Linked DNA regions of Homo sapiens: all the other regions are linked to region 1. Evidence: chromatin contacts called from ENCODE Hi-C or POLR2A ChIA-PET data. All regions are on one chromosome and are shown on one strand. The core of a region is the stretch at or near the end of the contact, and the rest is flanking DNA. Distances in the headings are between cores, read along the strand shown. Region 1 overlaps ARID1B (AT-rich interaction domain 1B). Region 2 has its middle 99 kb from the start of TMEM242. Region 3 overlaps ARID1B (AT-rich interaction domain 1B). Region 4 overlaps LOC105378075 (a long non-coding RNA gene).

What was found. A loop is a pair of places that touch in the nucleus more often than their neighbours do. ChIA-PET counts read pairs that join two places held with the same protein, here RNA polymerase II (POLR2A). Pooled maps may share reads with other maps.
Region 2: a map with no recorded cell type shows a loop between it and region 1 (6-fold over the local background). The contact joins two enhancer-like sites. A Hi-C loop is called at or near these places in 1 of 168 maps with a recorded cell type or tissue (natural killer cell), 3 of 37 single-sample maps with no recorded cell type and 13 of 50 pooled maps. POLR2A ChIA-PET finds 5 or more read pairs at or near these places in 3 of 52 experiments (CD4-positive, alpha-beta memory T cell, activated CD4-positive, alpha-beta T cell and activated T-cell).
Region 3: a map with no recorded cell type shows a loop between it and region 1 (6-fold over the local background). The contact joins two enhancer-like sites. A Hi-C loop is called at or near these places in 3 of 37 single-sample maps with no recorded cell type and 4 of 50 pooled maps. POLR2A ChIA-PET finds 5 or more read pairs at or near these places in 4 of 52 experiments (activated CD4-positive, alpha-beta T cell, activated T-cell and activated naive CD4-positive, alpha-beta T cell).
Region 4: a map of ascending aorta shows a loop between it and region 1 (2.8-fold over the local background). The contact joins two enhancer-like sites. A Hi-C loop is called at or near these places in 2 of 168 maps with a recorded cell type or tissue (ascending aorta and natural killer cell) and 10 of 50 pooled maps. POLR2A ChIA-PET finds 5 or more read pairs at or near these places in 2 of 52 experiments (CD4-positive, alpha-beta memory T cell and H1).

The regions. Positions count from the first base shown.
Region 1 is chr6:157,018,279-157,022,627 of GRCh38, reverse strand. The region is part of intron 4 of ARID1B (AT-rich interaction domain 1B); the gene reads right to left. Among named protein-coding and RNA genes, the nearest start is that of MIR4466, 240 kb to the right of the region's middle. RefSeq lists silencers at 353-442, 743-1,262 and an enhancer at 3,485-3,534. Within about 2 kb of position 1,592, at least 40 of the 41 ENCODE cell types and tissues checked have a DNase peak (open chromatin) inside an H3K27ac peak, as active enhancers do; they include ascending aorta, where a contact is called at or near this core.
Region 2 is chr6:157,222,483-157,226,927 of GRCh38, reverse strand. No RefSeq gene overlaps it. Among named protein-coding and RNA genes, the nearest start is that of TMEM242, 99 kb to the left of the region's middle. Within about 2 kb of position 1,284, at least 12 of the 41 ENCODE cell types and tissues checked have a DNase peak (open chromatin) inside an H3K27ac peak, as active enhancers do.
Region 3 is chr6:157,201,839-157,206,729 of GRCh38, reverse strand. ARID1B (AT-rich interaction domain 1B) reads right to left here. Exons shown (of 20, transcript NM_001374828.1): 19 at 2,734-2,864; 20 at 1-563. Among named protein-coding and RNA genes, the nearest start is that of TMEM242, 120 kb to the left of the region's middle. Within about 2 kb of position 3,257, at least 2 of the 41 ENCODE cell types and tissues checked have a DNase peak (open chromatin) inside an H3K27ac peak, as active enhancers do.
Region 4 is chr6:157,241,616-157,246,143 of GRCh38, reverse strand. The region is part of intron 1 of LOC105378075 (a long non-coding RNA gene); the gene reads right to left. Among named protein-coding and RNA genes, the nearest start is that of TMEM242, 80 kb to the left of the region's middle. Within about 2 kb of position 1,808, at least 4 of the 41 ENCODE cell types and tissues checked have a DNase peak (open chromatin) inside an H3K27ac peak, as active enhancers do; they include ascending aorta, where a contact is called at or near this core.

The DNA.
Region 1 (4,349 bases), core at 343-2,842:
ATGCATGTCTTGGTTAATCTACTATAGTTTCATGTGTTGTTTAGCTTACTTGAAAAAGTCGTCAAATGTTCCTAGATTGCAGATTGCAACATCCTACCTAAAACACCTGCAAGTGACCAAGAGACCACCCAGTGATCCCAAAGTCTCCATGGCAGAGACAGGATGAAAAGTAATATCCCGACAAGACTCTTCAGCATTTAATTAAGAACAGGAAAGCACAGGCAGGAGATGAAACTTTACAAGCCTAGGCGTTTCTCGGCTTTTAAAAAATGCTGTGAGTTGGTTTTCCCAGCAAGGAAGGTTGATGAGCATGCACTTGGCTCCAAGAAGCAGCTATTACACAAATAGAATCCAAGTGCCTGGCTAAGCCGCCCAGCCTCGGTGCGTCGGGTAACAGCCAATGGCGGCGGCCTGCCAGCCTCGCCCCGCCCACCTCCCGCCGGCCCCGCCCCTCCACCTCGCCCCCTTCCGCGGCCCCGCCCCGCCTCCCCGCCCTGTTCTTGGCGGCCTGGGCTCCGCGGCCCTGCTGGCGTCCTTCGTCTGTAGTTCCTGGCTTTTCCACCGTCAGCCACTCGTTTTAATTACGCGAACGGGTTCCAACTCATCCAGCCTTTAAGTTTGGGTGGTGGTTTTGAGAGGGGGAAAGAGATGCACCAAAGGAAGTAGGGGAAAAATAAAACCTTAAGCGCTGGGCGCGCCACGCGGGACGCAGAGGTTAGGGGCGCGCGGCGAGGTAGCGGGGCGGCGGCGCGAGACGGCGCAGGGGAAACACTCGGTGCCTGCGTGAGTCTGGCCGCGCCGGCTCATGTGTACGCGAAGCTGTGTCAGCAGAAACTTTAGAAAACACGCTGTGCGAGCGGCCGCCGCCTCCCGCCTCCAGGAGGAGCCTGCGGGCGCGCGGGGCGGACGGTGCCTGCAGGCGGCGGCCGCGCTTGCCCGGAAAGGAATGTGGCTGCGGCCGGCGCCTCCTTCCGCGGGGTCCCACAAAGGCTCATCTGTGCGCGGCGCGGCGCCGTCGGAGGAGTCCGAGCCTGTTCAGTCAGGCTGAGGACGCGGTTGTTTTCGTCCCCCTGTCCCCGCCCCCACGAGCCTACGTGCGGGGTAGGGAGGGCGGCACCGGAACCCCCGCCCGGGTCGGGCCGAAAGGAGCGAGCGGGGCCTGCCGGCAGAGGCCGCCGGGCTGCTGTGTGACTCGGTCCCCTCCGCGCTCGCCGCCCTCATCCTCGCCCAGCGCCTCCGCGGCAGGGTTAATTCCGCCCGCTGCCTGGTGGTCCCACTCCCGGGGGATTCCGGGGTCCGTGGAATCACTGGTTCTCCCTTCGGAGGAGCTCGGCTTCTTCCGTGGGCGCGGGCGAGTCTCCCCGCTGTACCGCGGGGCCGGGGCTTGAATAAAACAAAAGAAACCAAGGCGAGGTGTGGACGCGCAGTGAGGACCGGAAAGCGAGGCCTGAGAGCTGGCGGCCTGAAAGCGGTCCTGCGTCCTTCACACCCTCTCTCTAAAATCCCCCTCTCTCAAGCGGGCCCTGACCAAGAGTAAAAGCGCAGCCGAGGAGGGAAGGACGCCGCCGCCGCGCAGGCATCCGGGCAGGGACGGGTGGGCGGGAGATTCCGGGCCGCTGTTCAGGGCAAGCGCTAAAAGTTTCCGGGTCCCCGAATTTCTCATTTCTTTATCGAATTCTGCAAAGAAGTAACGTTCCTTCGGCCATTAATATTGTAAGAATGTATCGTTTCTAGCCATAAGTTCCAGGTTACTTTTTGTAAGAAAATTAAGGACTCAAGTAGATCAGCCAAAGAAACCACGTACAGCATAAACTCACGTACCACTCCTTAAAAAAATAATTTATTGAGTTATGACCAAGAGTTATATAAGGGGAGAGGTAACAAATCTTTGGTGAGGAAAAAGCGATGGAAAAAATATTAGAGAAGCATAATTTTGAGGAAATTACATATAGTTTGAAACCACCACTGTTTAATATTTTGACTCGCGATCTGAGTAGGAGAAATGACCAAGCTAGGCTGTTGTTTATGTGATGCCATCTCATTCAGTTCTACCTACTATTTATAGCTCCAACAGCATCAGAAAGAAAAACACATGCCTAGTGGCTAAAGCATTCAAACACAACCCCTTATAAAAAAGTTAAAGTTTGGGTTAATTAAAAAAAATTAATTTCATATTAAATATATATTTTTAGGTTCCAATTTACAGTTATGTAGTTATATATTATCGCAATAAAAAGATCTGCCCATGGACTGGTTTTTGGTTTTGAGACATGTTTAAATTACATCCCTTACAGAGTGCTCAACTTGTATGGGGGTAAATGACTAACATGATGTTATCTACAAGGTTAAAAAGCAAGAATAAAGAACTAACTACATTTTAGGTCAGTTCTTCATCAGAGAAGGAATGTTAAAAATTTATTTCCATCCAATTTATTTTCTAAATATTATTAATTTTCTTAAATAAAACATTTCCTGAACGGCAAATTTGCTTGTTATGTCTATTCCCTCCTTCCTGAAATGACTTTCTCCTATCCCTCTAACAGCTTTGTCTTTTGCTACTTCTTCATCCTCCAAGTTGTGCCAATTTGTTTCACTTTTTATTTATCTTTGCTAAAAGAGAAAGGCAGGGGGCGAAAAAACCCTAAAGGACTTAAGATTTTCAGATGGTTCTAGCTCTAGAAACATAATGGCTGCATATGAAGGGGAAGACAGGAGTCGTCCAGATACACCCAGATTTTCTTTTGGCTTGGTGGGAAGAATGAATGGCATGGTTGTGTCCTCGGCAATTTGACATGCTTGTGGTATATCCGCGGAGGTGACCCGCTGGCAGCAGGAAATACAGGTCATGGCACAAGTTGCAGGAGACTAAAGAACATGGATTCGCAGGCAATTAGATGACAGTTGAGTGAGCGTGGATGACTGAGTTTTATCATAAAAAGGCATCACAAAGGACGATAGAGCCTAAAACAGAACCTTCAGGAGTACCAACATTTAATGGACAAGTTCTTCCCTCCTTCCTTAATGAAAGCAAAAGCCACCAGGCTAGAAATTTTACAATTTCAGAACTGCTTTTTCCTCCAAATCTAGAGAGAAATAGGAAGTGAAACATGGACTCAGGTAACACTAAACAGAACTAAATTTAACTCCTCCAAGCAGTGGCTTTGGAGAAGTTAGACAAGTTTCTTAGCATCTCTGGGCCTCAGCTTCTTCATGTATATGACGACAGTCTGCTCTGATGGTTGTTATGAGAATGAAATCAGCACTTACCAGATGCTGGCTATAAACATCATCTGACCATTCCTGAAATACAGACTAGCCTCCATTCCCATTACCAATGCCTTAACTGAGACTCGCATCTCTCCTCCTAAGCCTAGAATACTGTGAAACTGGTTTCCTTGACACCAGGCTCTTTCCAACCCATTCTCCCTCACAGTGCCCCCAGTGTCCTCTTCAGATAACAGATTTGAACATGTCATTCTGCTTAATATCCCTCAGACCAACAGAACTGGGTCTAGACTTCTTACCTCGGGATAAAGGGCTTTGGAGAATCTGTTCCTAATCTGCCATATGATATCACCCCTTACCTCAACTCATTATTGGAATATGAAGCACCCTGTCATGATTTCTGTGCTGAGCCTACCGTATTTTTTTTCAGCCCTTTATTCATACAGATCCCTTCACTTTCCCTGTACATTTGCCCTTTGAGGTCATGCTTCCAAGTCTTCCCTGACCCCCCATGGTTGGAATGTACTGCACTTTATGTACTACTGCACTGGACTGATAGAATTTTACTGTTGTATATATAATCACATATATGTCTATTTTCCTTTTAACCTCTATGAAGGCAAGGTCCATCCATTGTGAATTTATGTATATTTTCCCACCTGCAAAAATCCATAGAAAAGTTTGCTACAGATTAATTTAGCTACTAAATTTAAGCAGAAATGAAAGAGATGTGCTGGAAACCAGAAATTCTCATACGCCAGAAATCCAAAACTTCAGATTAGTAAACGAAGAGTAAGGCTGAGACCTGAAGGTCTCACATGTAGATGGGTAATAATTTTTGACAAGTATCTCCAGGAAGCAGAGTTTTATCATAAAAAGGAAATAGTTATGCCGGGCACGGTGGCTCACGCCTGTAATCCCAGCACTTTTGGAGGGCAAGGCGGAAGGATCATGAGGTCAGGAGTTCGAGACCTGCCTGGCCAATATGGTGAAACTCTGTCTCTACTAAAAATACAAAAATTAGCTGGGTGTAGTGGCACATGCCTGTAGTCCCAGCTGTTGGGAGGCTGAGGCAGAACAATCACTTGAACCTGGGAAGCAGAGGTTGCAGTGAGCCGAGGTTG
Region 2 (4,445 bases), core at 35-2,534, 200 kb before region 1:
ATTCAAGTTTCCTGGAGCTATGCTAAGGGCTGGGAGACCTGAACCGGGCTGCAGATGAGGGAGGATTATACCAGACATATCTGGCAGAACACAGCCGGCTTGAGCTCTTGAAAAGACTTTTGGAGTCAGGAGGTGGTTTGGCCCAGCGATTCATTTTGTAGATAAAGACACTGAGGTCTGAAACACAGAACTGGGGCTGGGGGTGGGGGTGGGAGGGGAGGGAAAAAGTGACAAAGGAGAAATTTCTAATGATTATAATTCAAACAATAAACTTTCATAAAAGATTAGTAGTCTGGTAAAAAAAATATTGACAAAGGATACAAATAGAAAATTTCCAGAAAACAAAATATAGATGGGTTAGGAACATACAAAAAAAAAATTCAATCTTGCTGACAAGGAAATGAAAACAGGACAAATTTCGCAAAGCGGGAAGATAACCCAGTGCTGGCTGGGTTCAAGGAGCTGGATCTAGATCCTTTCTTAGACTTCTGCTGGGATTTTCCATGACGTTCCCAAGAGTGTAACTTGGCCACATGTCCAGATAGCTTTAAAAATAGTCATACCATTTGAAACACTGTTTTTCACTCCCTGGAATTTATCTTAATGAATTAATTAGAGATTGTGACAAAGATTTATCTTCTGGGATGTTTGTGGCGGCATTTTTTTATGAGGGTGAAAATGTGGAAGAGACATGAATGTCCAACAACTGGGGATGGGTGAAATAAATGGGGCCCTAGGCAGCCACAAAGGCTCAAATTTTAGAAAAATTAATGACATGAAGAGGCTTAGGATATAATAAAATTTAAAGTTTGCTTACAAAATTGAACACCTTATTAAAGTGGATATTTCTGGATGCCAGAATTACAGGTAACTGATATTTTTAACTTTGTTTCTCTATGCTCTTGTACTGTTCTAAGTTTCTACAATGGACATATTTTTAGCTTCTAATTTTAAGAAAAGGACAAAGAAGGGAGGGTGAATAGGAGGACACAAGGAGTGAGGGAAAGAACTATTTGTGTGACTGTTTGCTACATACCGTCTCCCTGTTAGCTTGTTAGCTGCAGGCTCTGGGGCTTGGATGAGGCAGTCTTGGCTCCCTGTGCCCCTCGACGTGTCCAGCACCCACACCCTGGGCCCTGGCCTGGGCTAGCAGGTGGAGGCCAGCAGCGGATGCGGTAGGTCAGCGGTGGGCAGGTCCTGCGGGAAAACGCAATGGTGTCCCAGGCCAAGGGCAGCCTGCGGGCCCCTAGCTGGGACCTGGTTGCGGCACTCAGTCGACAGACTCATTGGGTGTGGGGGCACTGGATGGTCTCTGGCACCCACTTCCCCTGGGAAACTCAGGGACGAGGCCAGTGGGCCTGGCTGGCGAGTGTGGCAAGACGGCACTAACGCCCCTTTTCCCTATGCCTAAATCGTGTCCAACTCAAGCGGGAGTGGACATGGCTGGCCTGTTAAAAGTATGCTCCGCAAAGGAAATCCCACGTGATTCGTTCCGCTGGGACAAAACCCAGACATTTGGCCACACTGAGTGAACACCTGCTCCGTGCCAGGCACCCTTCCAGACTCCGAAGACCCAGCAGCGAGTAAAGCAGACCCAATGCCTGCCCTCGTGGAGCCCTGAAGGTTAATGATCTCAGTGCAAGGATTGGGGATGTGGGGAGGAACGAGGCAGGAGCGTTGTCAGAGAGAGGGAGCACCAAGAGGCTGCTGGAGCCTCCTGGCTCGCTCTGCAGCCTGGCCGGGCCCCGGGAGGGAGCCGCTGCCTAATTGGCTCCTGCCTGTTTCTAGTGGTGTCCATTTGAAGCCATCTAACGGCTCAGTTCCTAAGAAAGTTCCAGCAGAGGCCCTTGATTGCCCTCTGGAAGGCTAATTAGTCCCAGAAACAGAGCGTCTGTGGGGCCTGCGGGACGGGGGAGCCCTCAGCCGGCACAAATGGCGGAACCGGCATGGGGCTGCCTTCTAATGGCTTTTTGAAGGTTGCTCTGCGTTTGATTGACAAATGCCATATGTCCCTAATGCGCTTCTCTGAGCTCTCTCTTGTTCACCTCTAAAACAGGTTCCTCTTTGCTTTGATTTCATATATACGATTTTACCAGTCCCTGTTCTTTAAAGGCAGGAAAGTCCTAACAGCTCATCCCCACACAAGGCCCCAACAGTCGCCAACTCCCGGCTCTAATGACTGCAGCCGAGTTCTCCAGCGCCTGCCGCTGCAGGGGACAACGGAGCGGGCCCGCCGGCCCCCCTCAGCCGCTCCCCACTCACCCCTCCCCACTCACCCCCTCCAAGGCTGCCGCTCCCCTGAGGGGGATGCTCTGAGCCACGGGGATGAAAGGCCTGGTGATTGCTGTCACGAAGGCCCCAGAAGCCCCAAAGGCGCAGGAGACGCAGGCGGCTAAAAGCACCCGATGGGATGCTGGCCTGGGCCTTAAATAGCCATGCTGTGTCAAGGGAATGTGCTGGGCGCCAAACCCAGGGGCCACCGGAGCCACCTGCACCGGGGTGCTGTCCCCAGGGACTGCAGCTCCCTGGAGGCCTCCCCGAAGCCCGTCAGCCACAGACTTCCTCATGTCCAGCCACCTCCTCGCTGCTGGAGCAGCTGCCCTTTCTTCTTTGTTCCGCTCGAAGCCGAAACAGAGCCCAGCTGTGGCCCTCAGCATCCCCTCGGCAACGTGACAGGTGTTATTAACTTGTGCCCTCTCCTTCCTCATCTTCGCCCCCTCCCCTCCCGCTGGCCTTCTCTTCTCCAGGCAATTCCGGAAATTTCTGATTGCTTTTATCAATCTTCTCTCCCAGAGACACATGGAAGCTGCATAGATCTTATTCCTTGCTTGGATCTGCTGGCTGGAAAGGCTTGACCGTGAGGACGGTCTTGCTCCTGAAGGGTAATTGGAGGTGCAGGAGAAATTAGAAGCCACTACAGCTTGTCACCGAGCATAAGCGACAAGCCCATTACCATGCTCGCTAATGACCGCCTGAATGTTCCCCTTCATTTTGTCAAAAATAACATCCTCATCCCCACGCAGCACTCCATCCAGCACCTGTCTGTCCCGCACCTCCTTCAGGCTGGTGTCTTCCTTTGCTGCCACCAACACAGCTTCTCTTGTTCCTCAGGGCCCCCCAACTTCTCTGTCATCCATCTGCTCCACCCCGTCCAGGAGCATCCCCGGACCACCGTTCGCTGCGCAGGACAGACGCCAGCCACCTTCTCTGTGTTCCCTTGGGAGGTAGCAGCGCTCTTGGGGCCCATAACGGGAGGAGCTGCCTAAAACATGAAGAGATCAAGAAGTCGTTTTGCCCCAGCACGCTTTTAGTACAAAGTGCTCCCTCAACATCCGCTGAGCAATGGGAGCCTCCTGGACATGAGTGCCAAGAGCTTGCGGGGGACCAGAGGGAGTGACACGGAGGGGCACCAGCAGTCACAGTCCACTGCCACCACGCGGGGGGGGGGTGCCCAGCGCTTTCCTCTGGTACTGGGGGAGACCTCCTTCCAAATCAGCTCTGGGGGTTTGCCTGCCCCCAGGGCATTTGGGCTGTTTCGGTGCCCATGAGTACTAAAGATCCCCGGCCCTGTGACACCAGCGGGATTCTCTGTGTTTTCTGCACAAAGGTTGCAGCTGTCGCTTCGCTCCACGGACCAGAGAGCGATGCATAGGGGCCTCCTCAGACCAATCAGGAGCTGCTCGTCACCTGGAGGGCCCCTGGGCGGTCCTCCTGCCTCACCACTGCCCTTCAAGGAGTCCTCCCTGGCGACTCATCTGTGTTCCCCAAGCTGCCTTGCACTGGGGCAGACAGAGCCACTCCCTCCCAAAAAGGCAGGCAGGAAAACCACAGCTCATAAATGGCCCCACAATGTCACTGAGGAAAGGGGAAACACTGCCTTCTCTCCTTAACAGTAAAATCAATCGATGCCCAGTAAGCTAAGGAGAAAACACACCCACAAGCGCGGGCAGCTGTTTTCCTGGAGGGTCTTCACCTTCCCACTGCTATGTGCTTTGCCTTCCAGGGGCCCAGCCCCACCCCAGCTCCGAGCTGGGCAAAGGCCCTGCCCTCACAGCTGGGGTCTGGGTGGACAAGGGATGTGACCTATGCCATATACACAGAACACGGCTTCTGACTGTTTTCTCTATTGAGGAAAAGGAGCAAGAGAACTGGGCCCCACATGGCAGGAGCCACCCAGGAGGGCTGGGAGGAGGCTCATCTTGAAGAAACGACAAGAGGAACCAGGCCAGGGCCAGGTGGGGGCAACCACCGTGTGAACCACTCTCTAAGGTGGGCAAAGCCATAGAGTCATGTGAGAGCCGCTGGGACAACCCTGCCTGAGATGAGGACAGTGACCCAAGAGGCCAGGTCAGAGTGACTCCAGCCCACTCTCTCCAGCCCTGCCAACCGGCAAAAGAGTGTGCGACTGTGATGAGAACGTGGAAAGGCAGGGAAGAGCACGTTTG
Region 3 (4,891 bases), core at 2,008-4,507, 180 kb before region 1:
CCTTTGCCTTCTTGCTCTTTCTTTCTACCTGCGGAGCTTAAGGGGGGAGGTGGGCGCCTGCGAGGAGGAATTTCCATCTTGCTCTCAAAGTGAGTCTGAATGTGCTCGGTGGTGTCACCCCCGCCGAGCTGCCAGTGCAGAAGGCCACTATTGAACTCCTGCACACGCCCCAACTTGTCAGATCGGTCAACAACAAACAGGTTGTTCTTTTTGACTATCTTTATTGGCAGCTTGTCGAACTTACTGGCTTGCTTGGGCTTCTCCTTTGGGTCTGCAGCGGCGTCCGGGGCAGTCAGAGCGATGCTGCTCTTTTCATCGCTTTCTGTCTTCTCGCTGTCTTCCTCCTCATCCTCCTCGTCTTCCTCGTCGTCATCAATACATTCAGCATCTTCCTCCTCTTTCCCAGAATCGTCTGCCAAGGACTGGCTGTCATCCTTCCTTGCTGCGTTGTGATCAAGTGCTTTTTGGCTGGGGTCTCCCACTTCATATTCCATAAGAATTCCAAAAATGTCAATCAGGCATTTTCTAAAGTACTCGACTAAAAGTTCGAGAAATCCAGACAACTGGAGAGGAGGAGGAGGAGAAGAAAGAAAGAACAGGTACAATGTCATGACATCAGATATGACCGAGGAGGGTAAAGATCCTGAGACCCGTCAATACCTTTCCATCATTGTCACACGTTTGTCTCCCTTTTTGGCTGGACCATGAAAGATAAACTACCCTTCAGGTCCAGCGAACTTCCTGAATTTTACAGTATAAACTAAACCGATGTTTAGCATGTTCCTTATTTGCTGCTTCCTTGCTTAGACTATCTACACGAAAACTTACTTTTTATTCTCATATCTCTAATCTTATCACTGAGGGAGTGCCTTGCTGTTCTTTACCTTTCTGTTCCTGATTTAGAGACAATGTACTCATTATTAGAAGAGTGGGAACATGGATTTTATAGACTCTTTTGCCCAAAGTGACTCTGTTCTCTTCTATTATTTATCTGAGACTTGCTTGCCGGGATTTTTATGGTTGTTATTCTTAGGATTTTATGGTTATTTTTGTCTCAGGTACCATAGGTCACCCTAATTTATGTTCTCTATATATCTTTTGGAGAAGATAATTTCAGCAATGTGGTAGCTCATGAACACTGAAAATTAAAAACAAATCAATTTAGCCTATGATAAATAAATTAAAATGTTTCATAAAATGCAATTTTACATTTCAGTTATTTATGACTCTAGCTGAAAGGCAAAAACCACTATGAGAGAACCACTGACTACAAGAACAAGTTTGGTTTCCTTTAAGCAACTGTACCAAGAAAAAACCAATACACTTCACGATTAGCAACTGCCCTCTCTCCCAACACCCCCCACCATGTTTAGGAACTCTAAAGAGTAAGTAACAAGGATTCTAACAAGGATTCTTTCCCGGTAGATGTTCTGGAAATCAGCTATACCTTCATATCCTACTGTCAGTTTCTTGAAAGTAGAGTTGGAACAATTTTTAAGAAGTCAGGGGAAGCCCCCAGCACCAACTAGAAAGAACTGCTTTTAGTGTGCTGAAGGCACAATGTTCCAAGGGCATTTTCCCTTTTTTTTCCAGGGGAAAAGGGAAAGTTAATAAAGCAATTCTGGTTATGCAAATATGTGATCAACAACAGTTCACCTAACATAAGGATGAAAGCGCATTACTCTAGCAAATGCAGTATACAGTTTTTAAATACTTATTTTCTGTTAACACAGAACTCGTACAATGTTTATGACCTTATTAATAAACTTTCTAGCAATTGAAAAATTGCCTTTCTAGGCTGATAATGAGGGCTTAAATGAGAGAAGAAAGAAGTAGAAGATTCTGGTCTTATTTCCTTAGAAGCAAGGAAATTAAGTGTTTTAGTTTTTGCACTCAAAGTAGAGAGTTGTTTGTATACTATAGGGAAAATGACCTTTTTCCATTTTTTATTTCTAAATATTTCTTTAAAAGTCTATAGCCCAGTGGACTCGGGCATTTTCCCCAAACTTCAGTGCTCCTCTCTTCTAGCTATTATGCTGGAAGCTACCTGAAGCCTACCTCTGAACAAAGGAGGGGTTTAAGCTCATTAAAAGTAGTAGGCTTTTACATGACTGCTTCAAAATAACCTGGAGAGAGGCAGAAATGAGAGAGCATAGACTAAGAAGTAAGTTTAGCCATGAGTTCATAACTATTTTAGCTGACTGACAGGTACATGGGGGTTCATTAAACTGCTCTCTCTCCTTCTATATATATTTATACATTCTATAAATGTATAGAATATAAAATTTCTAAATCTTGAATATCTTTTTAATGAAAAGAAGATGTCAAGTCCTCCTGGAAAGCAGGGTTATGTCCCATTGCAACCAACTGTGTTTCCAATGCTGACTCCAGTCACAACTTAATGTTACATTTTGATTTCTTCCCATTGGCCAGCTAATATTCATTCTGAACAATTTAATGTTACTACTGTCATCTATCCCATATACACATACACACACAGTCACTGTTCTCTCATAAGAAATAGAGGTATGTGTGTGTACACACACTAAAGACTACAGTGAATATTATCCCAGATAACTCTACATTGATTAAGGCTGGTTGATAACAACTGCAGTGATTAACAGTGTTGGACGGTCAGTGCTCATCAACTCAGGCATTAGTTCAAGCACAAATGTGCATGGCCTGATGCTCTCCTATCCTAATTTGGTTGTTAGTTGGACTATGCTGGCTTACCTGGGAGAGATTGAAAGTAGCAACAGTGCTGTCATCATACAGAAGAATATTAATAGTGTCCAAAGCCCACGTACTCTCAGCCAAAAGACCTGATTTAAGGGACATCATCACACGCCACGCCTCAGGAGTAACTGAAGATGGGGAAGAACAAGGATATCATGAATGTTGACTCTATGCATGAAAGAACGAAAGTTAACGAAAGAGTAAGAAAAAATAAGTGGAGTGTTAAGTTAAATATTGACTTTAAACAAATGCTCTCAAGGACAGTTAAGCGTGATCATTTCCGATTTTAAATGGAGGCCATAGCTGTAACGAGAAACTTTTGTGGTTTCAGATCTCGCTTTGTTGGTCACGCAGGGGCCGAAAGTGCTTCTGGAGGTGGAGTGGTTGAGCACAGATGGTCCTTTCTCATGGCCGGGTTATTTCTTTCAGCCACCCTACAGAGTCTGCAATGTGGTATCAGAGCTTTTAATAAATGAGTCAAACCCAAAAGTGGTATTTGTCTTCTTTTGGCTTCACCACTCACGAGTGTCTCAAGGTGGCGTCCTGGAAGGCCGCCAAGTATGCAGAACATGGAAGCAAAATTTAACTCCAAGACAGCCTCCTCAGACACACGGCCTTGGCTTCCCAGGCTGCTTTCCTCTAGTCCTGTGCTCCTGCCCTCAGAACATGCTGTGATAAATATTAGCACTTTGATGGCTCAGATTTCTCAGGAGTATGGCTGGAGCCACAGAATGGGAAGTAATTTGTTGTTTTCCCTATTCCTGCTACTGAAGGAAACAAAATGATCAGGTAGAAAGTTTGGAAGATTTGCCATGAGACCCAGCTCGGCCAGATCCCTGGAGCTGCCTGGAGGCTGGGGGCATTCTCCAGGCACCAAGAATCATTGCATGAGGGGGAGACACCGTGGCTTTTCCACTTTTATTTTATCTGTTTTAAAATTTTCTAAGATAGCTACATACTGTTTTTACAATAAAAAAATCAAAATTACTTTTAAAAATAAACATGTAAATTTCCCTAGGTTGAAGACAAATGCTATATAACCCGCACTGGGAGATTTTTAGAAAATTTAGATGTATTTATTTAAACATACATATACACACATAAACACACAATACACGTGTGTGTGTGTGTATATATTTCTATATATAAAATGGTGCTCAGTGTCTGTGTCTCCTTCTCTCCCTCTGCAACCCCATATAAATACACACACACACATATTCTATATATATCTATATATCTATATTTATATCTATCTATATATATATATAAAGGGATATAGATACACATGCATTATATATAAATGGATAGATATATATAAAGGAATATGTGTGTGTGTGTGTGTGTATACAGTGGCACAGTCACTGCTGAAGCCTTGATCTCCTGGGCTCAAGTGATCCTCCTACCTCAGCCTCCTGAATAGCTGGGACTACAGAAATGAATCTCACTTTTGGCTAATTTTTTTTCTTTTTAGTAGAGACGAGGTTTTGCTAGGTTGTCCAAGGGTGGTCTCGAATTCCTGAGTTCAAGTGATTCTCCTGCCCTGGTCTCTCAATCTACATCTCCTTAATGTCCAGTGATTGATGTCTTTCAAATTATTAATATCTTTAATTTTCTAATCACTGAAAAAGATTTTAAGTCAATTTGTTCTTGATATTTTTTGAGTAATTTTTCCTAATATAACTCAGATCTATTATCTTCCTTCCTGTGTTAAAAGTACTTCAAAAATAATGCAGAAACCCTGTGTGTACTTCCAGATAGTCCAGACCTCTGATTAGTATTCAGAACATCCCACAGAGGATAAACAAGCAACATCAGCATTCGATTGACATGGTTCTTGGCCCAAGTCTACCAGTGCATTGGATGATATCAGTTCTATGTATCACAGCATAGCATATTCTTTATGTCATACCATCTATCAATCTACATATTACATACAAGCTTTAACTTTTTCCCACGGAAATTCACTGTATGTTGTCACCAAATTACAGAGTGGCTTGCCTTCAGATTTTCTCAGGTCACCTTTAGCATTTCATTAGCCTCATGGGGGGGTCTGTTAGGCACGTATTGTAGTGATTAAGTGGCTTGGTTAAGTTCAAATCTTTAAGCCCAAAATACAGCATATAACCACTCAGGATTCCCTGATCTCTTACTTGAA
Region 4 (4,528 bases), core at 559-3,058, 220 kb before region 1:
CGTGGCTCTTATCCCTGCCGGCAGCTGCCCAAGGTCTTTGAGGAGATGGGGTTGCTGTCTGGGGGAGACTGGGGTTTGTCTTTCTTGCGGGGAGAGTGGGGGTTGTCTGTGAGCTAAACAGATGAGACAAGTGTTCTATGGAGCCAATTTTTTTAATGACGCATTGGGGGAAAAGAAAAGTAATCGGATACCCACCCAAGGCTTAAGGAACCCTTGAACCTGGTTTAAAGGTTTTTCTCAAGAAAGACAATAGCATGGCCACTCTTGTCTCCAGCAGTTCATGGACAGGGTGAGGCCTCCATGCCGCTCACATGGAACAATGCTGTTTGTTTAACACGGACTCATTTTCACAGCTGATCAGAGAGGACATTGTGAAGCACCGCCCCCGCCCCCCCCAACCGTCCCCAATCAGGAGAGGACCCCGAGTCTGGAAAGCGTTCCTCTCAGGAGTGGCCTGGGAGCAGGTAAGTGCCGCAGGCAGATCCCGGGGTGCAGACAGCAAACCGCAGCACCGTTGCTTCCACAGCTGCAGCGGGGAAGTGTTTTTATGCACGCAGGAGCTCAGAGAGTGAGCAGCCACCATCTCAGTGATGTGTCTTTTGAAGATTTTTGGAAGCTGCTTCTAGACCACAGTGCAGCCTCACTAGCAATAAAAGGAGAAATTCCCTGGAGCACCAGGAATGCTACTGCCATTCCCGTGAACTGTGCCACCTGCCACCCCCATGCCCTAACTGAAAAGCTCCCCATTCACACTCAACAGAATCAATAACAATTTAAACTACTTTATAGTGAGCATGATTTCTGTTTCTAATCCTTTTTTTTTTTTCTTGAGACAGAGTCTTGCTCTGTCTCCCAGGAGTGCAGTGGCACAATCTCAGCTCACTGCAACCTCCATCTCCCGGGTTCAAGCGATTCTCCTGCCTCAGCCTCTGGAGTAGCTGGGGTTACAGGCATGTGCAACCATGCCCAGCTAATTTTTGTATTTTTTAGTAGAGAACGGGTTTTGTCATGTTGGTCAGGCCTGGTCTTGAACTCCTGGCCTCAAGTGATCCGCCCTCCCTGGCCTCCCAGAGTGCTGGGATTACAGGCATGAGCCACCTTGCCCGACCTCTAATCCTTATCTCTGGGGTTTAGCATAAACACACACTGGAAGAAGAGATCTCGGCCTTCAGACACCCCCTAAACCCACCTGAGCCTGCTTCTCTGCAAACACCCTTGACATCTGCATTAAGAGCCCAGGGGACCTCTGCTTGTAGGCTGGGCTGCATTTTCTACAAAGCCCCTGATTTTCACAGCCACATAAGTGATTTCTCTCTCAGGGCATTGCTTTTGTGCAGAAGTTTATCATATTTTTTTTCCTCAGTCTAGAAGTAAATCTTTTTTTTTTCTGAAAACTTGAAGGAAATCCTTTAAGCTGTTTGGACTTATTCAAGCATGTAAAAAGGGTATTTCAACCCATAGTTCAGCTGCTTAGAATGTTCTCAAATAGCCCAAATAATCTGAATTTAAAACTTTGAATTGGGCCTCTTTATATAGCATCTTAAAAAGGTGCCATTTACAAAGAAAAATATGGCCATGAAATAAAGGATATGGGGAGAAAGTGATCCTGCTGGTTACAGTAATAGATTGAGACTCATAAATCTTGGTTTCTATTCTTGGCTTTGGAAAGAATTTATGTGCTCACTGCATTTGGCACATGGTGGCAACAGGGAGATAGACTGGAGGACTTGGTATGAAGGAAATAACATCATCCTGCACACGTTCAGTTGTGAAATCCACACACAGGGCACTGGAGACAATGCGTGCAAAGCCACCTTAAAGAAACACAACAATCTGCAAGTCAGATGGGACCAGCCAGGACTGCCCTGGAGAGTCTCAGAGGCAACTGCGGGGAGCTCATATCTGAGCAGGGGGAAGGAGAGGAGGGAAGGGTGTGGGAACGGGGGAGAAGTGGGGTGGGTTGGGGTGGGTGTGGGGTGGCCCAAAGGCTTCTTCTGCTTCAGGGGAAGCAGTAGAGTGTCCTTGGCTGACTGGGGATCCAAAGCCCTGCTCTGCCAGTTCTGAGCTGTGCGATCTTGAGCCAGTTACCTAACCTGGTGTCTCAGTCCGTTAAAGCCCCTGTAACAAAGGGTGCAGCTTGGCTGAGTTCTGGTGATGGCCCTCCAAGTTGCAGGTGACGGTCCTCTCCTTGTGTCCTTTGTAAAGGCACTAATCCCATTCATGAAGGCCCCACCCTCATGACCTAATCTCCCCCAAAGCTCTCACCTCCTAACGCCATGACACTGGGGAAGAAGATCTCAACACGAATGTGGAGGAGGACACAAACATTTAGTCTGTAACACCTCACTGAGCCATAAGAGCTTCATTTGGGAAAGTGGAGACAACAGTTCTTAACTCATGGAATTAAAGGAGGATAAAATGTGTATACCTCACTTAGCAGTTAGGGAGAGGTGGTGAGGACTGTGCCGGTAGGGGTGGCAGTAACACTGGTGAGGGGATTGCCATTGTGGTACTGCTGGAAGTGGTTATAGTGGCGGTGGTGGTGATTATGGCGGTGGTGGTGGGCCAATCGTCAATGCAGAGATGGCCAGGTCCAGGCTGCCAGAGCCTGTTGCCGTTATCAATGCCCATGAGCCAAAGAAACCAGGAACACATAGTTGAATAAAGTTAGGTTTCTGGGTACTTGTTGCCACAGGGGAAACCGCACACCACAGGGAAACTTGGGGTGTCTCAGTAAGAGGGTGGTAGGTGACCTTGTTATAGGAGTTGAGCTCGCGTTAGGTGACTTGGGAGCAGTTGCTCTGGATTGGGTATAATTGGGTATCACTAGTTTTTATCCAAGACGAGAAAGGATAGAGCGAGCTAAGGCTGTCATTGGTAAGGAAGTAGCCATCATTGACATTGGGTGAGAGGGAGGCACGTGTGGTTGTTTTTGTGGTTTGAATAGTGTGCTGTGTGTGTGTCTGTGTTCAAACATGATTACCTTGTTTGAACAAGTGGTCTTGTTTTTGTCTCCCCCTATCCAGTCACAGAGTTGCCTTGTTCGATGTTGGTGTCCAGGAAAATTGTGTTTGTTCAACAAAAGACCATCATGGTGGAGTGGTGGGCGCCAGGCTGGCTCCCAGCTGACAGCTGGCGGGGTCTGCCTGTTTGTTCCTCACCCTCTCGCCCCGGAATCCCTGCTGCAGTTCATTGCTCACCAAGAACCTCTTGGATTAGAATTGGGCTTCCCACATGTGGGACCTGCAGGGGACAATTGTGGTCAAAGGGATCTGAGTATCCCAGACCCCTGTGGCGATAGCAGTGTTGAGCCATATGAAATTGCCACTTTTATAGGGCAGAAGCATTCAAATATTGGCAATTTCCCACAGTAGAGCCGAAATATTTCTCACCATTAGTTAATAATTTGTTATCCTGCAGCCCTTAACAGTTTCCCCTGGGCCCCCTGCGAGAGGAAGCCCTCTGTCTCTGGGTGAGAACGATTTGGGGTTTCTCATCCTATAAGGCAGAGAGTTGAACCTTAAACCACACTCAAAATTATCAAGGTAACGTGAGACCCTCCAGAAAATACCAGGCTTTTCCCCCATGGCACCCTCTTCCATTTATCAGAGGGAACTTGGCTCCGAATCCACTTCTGCCTGTCAGTAAGTCAGTTAACTCATCGTCTTGTGAAATGACTTATGAACCTCTTTGCCCGGGCTCAGGCGCTGCCCATCTCTACCCCCAGTGGAAGGGATGGGCACATGAAGGGAAACAAGTGAGACAACTCGAGACACAAGGACCTGGGGCTGCGATTGAGAATAAATGTTTAACTGGAAAGCGGCTGGGGTGTGGACAAGGAAGCTGCCCTGGGGCAGCATGGGTGAGCTGGGTGCAAGGCCCACACCTGGCATCACAGCTTCCTGTAGCTCGTCCCAAGGTCCATTACACACACACACACACACACACACACACACACACACACACACACACACACACACCCGGAGAGCGGTGACGCGATCTCGGCTCACTGCAACCTCTGCCTCCCAGGATCAAGCGATTCTCCTGCCACAGCTTCCCAAGTAGCTGGGATTACAGGCGCGTGCCACAATGCCCAGCTAATCTTTGTATTTTTAGTAGAGACGGGGTTTCACCATGTTGCCCAGGCCGAATTTTGACCTCAGTAAAATTCTGGGGGCACCTGCTGCTTTAAGTGACACTTTGCTTGGCATGAGTTGCTGAGTGCCTGAGTAGGTTAACAAATTCAGGCGAACAAAATCACCTGCGCTTTGAATGGTGCTATTATTATATAGGAGTGATTGCTGAGGCCAAGAGAAGGAAACTCAGAGTTTTTCCAAGGCTCTGCCAGGCTGGGCTGCCCCCACCGGTTTGGGCACTTCTGGCCAGAACCAGTCATCCCCAGAAATGTAGGGCGCAGCTGCTGGACTGTAGGGGAGCCCAGGTTTGGGGAAGAGAAGTGTATTAGTTTCTGTGGCTGCTGTTACCAATGACCACAGCCTTGGTGGCTTAAAACCACAGATGTTCATTC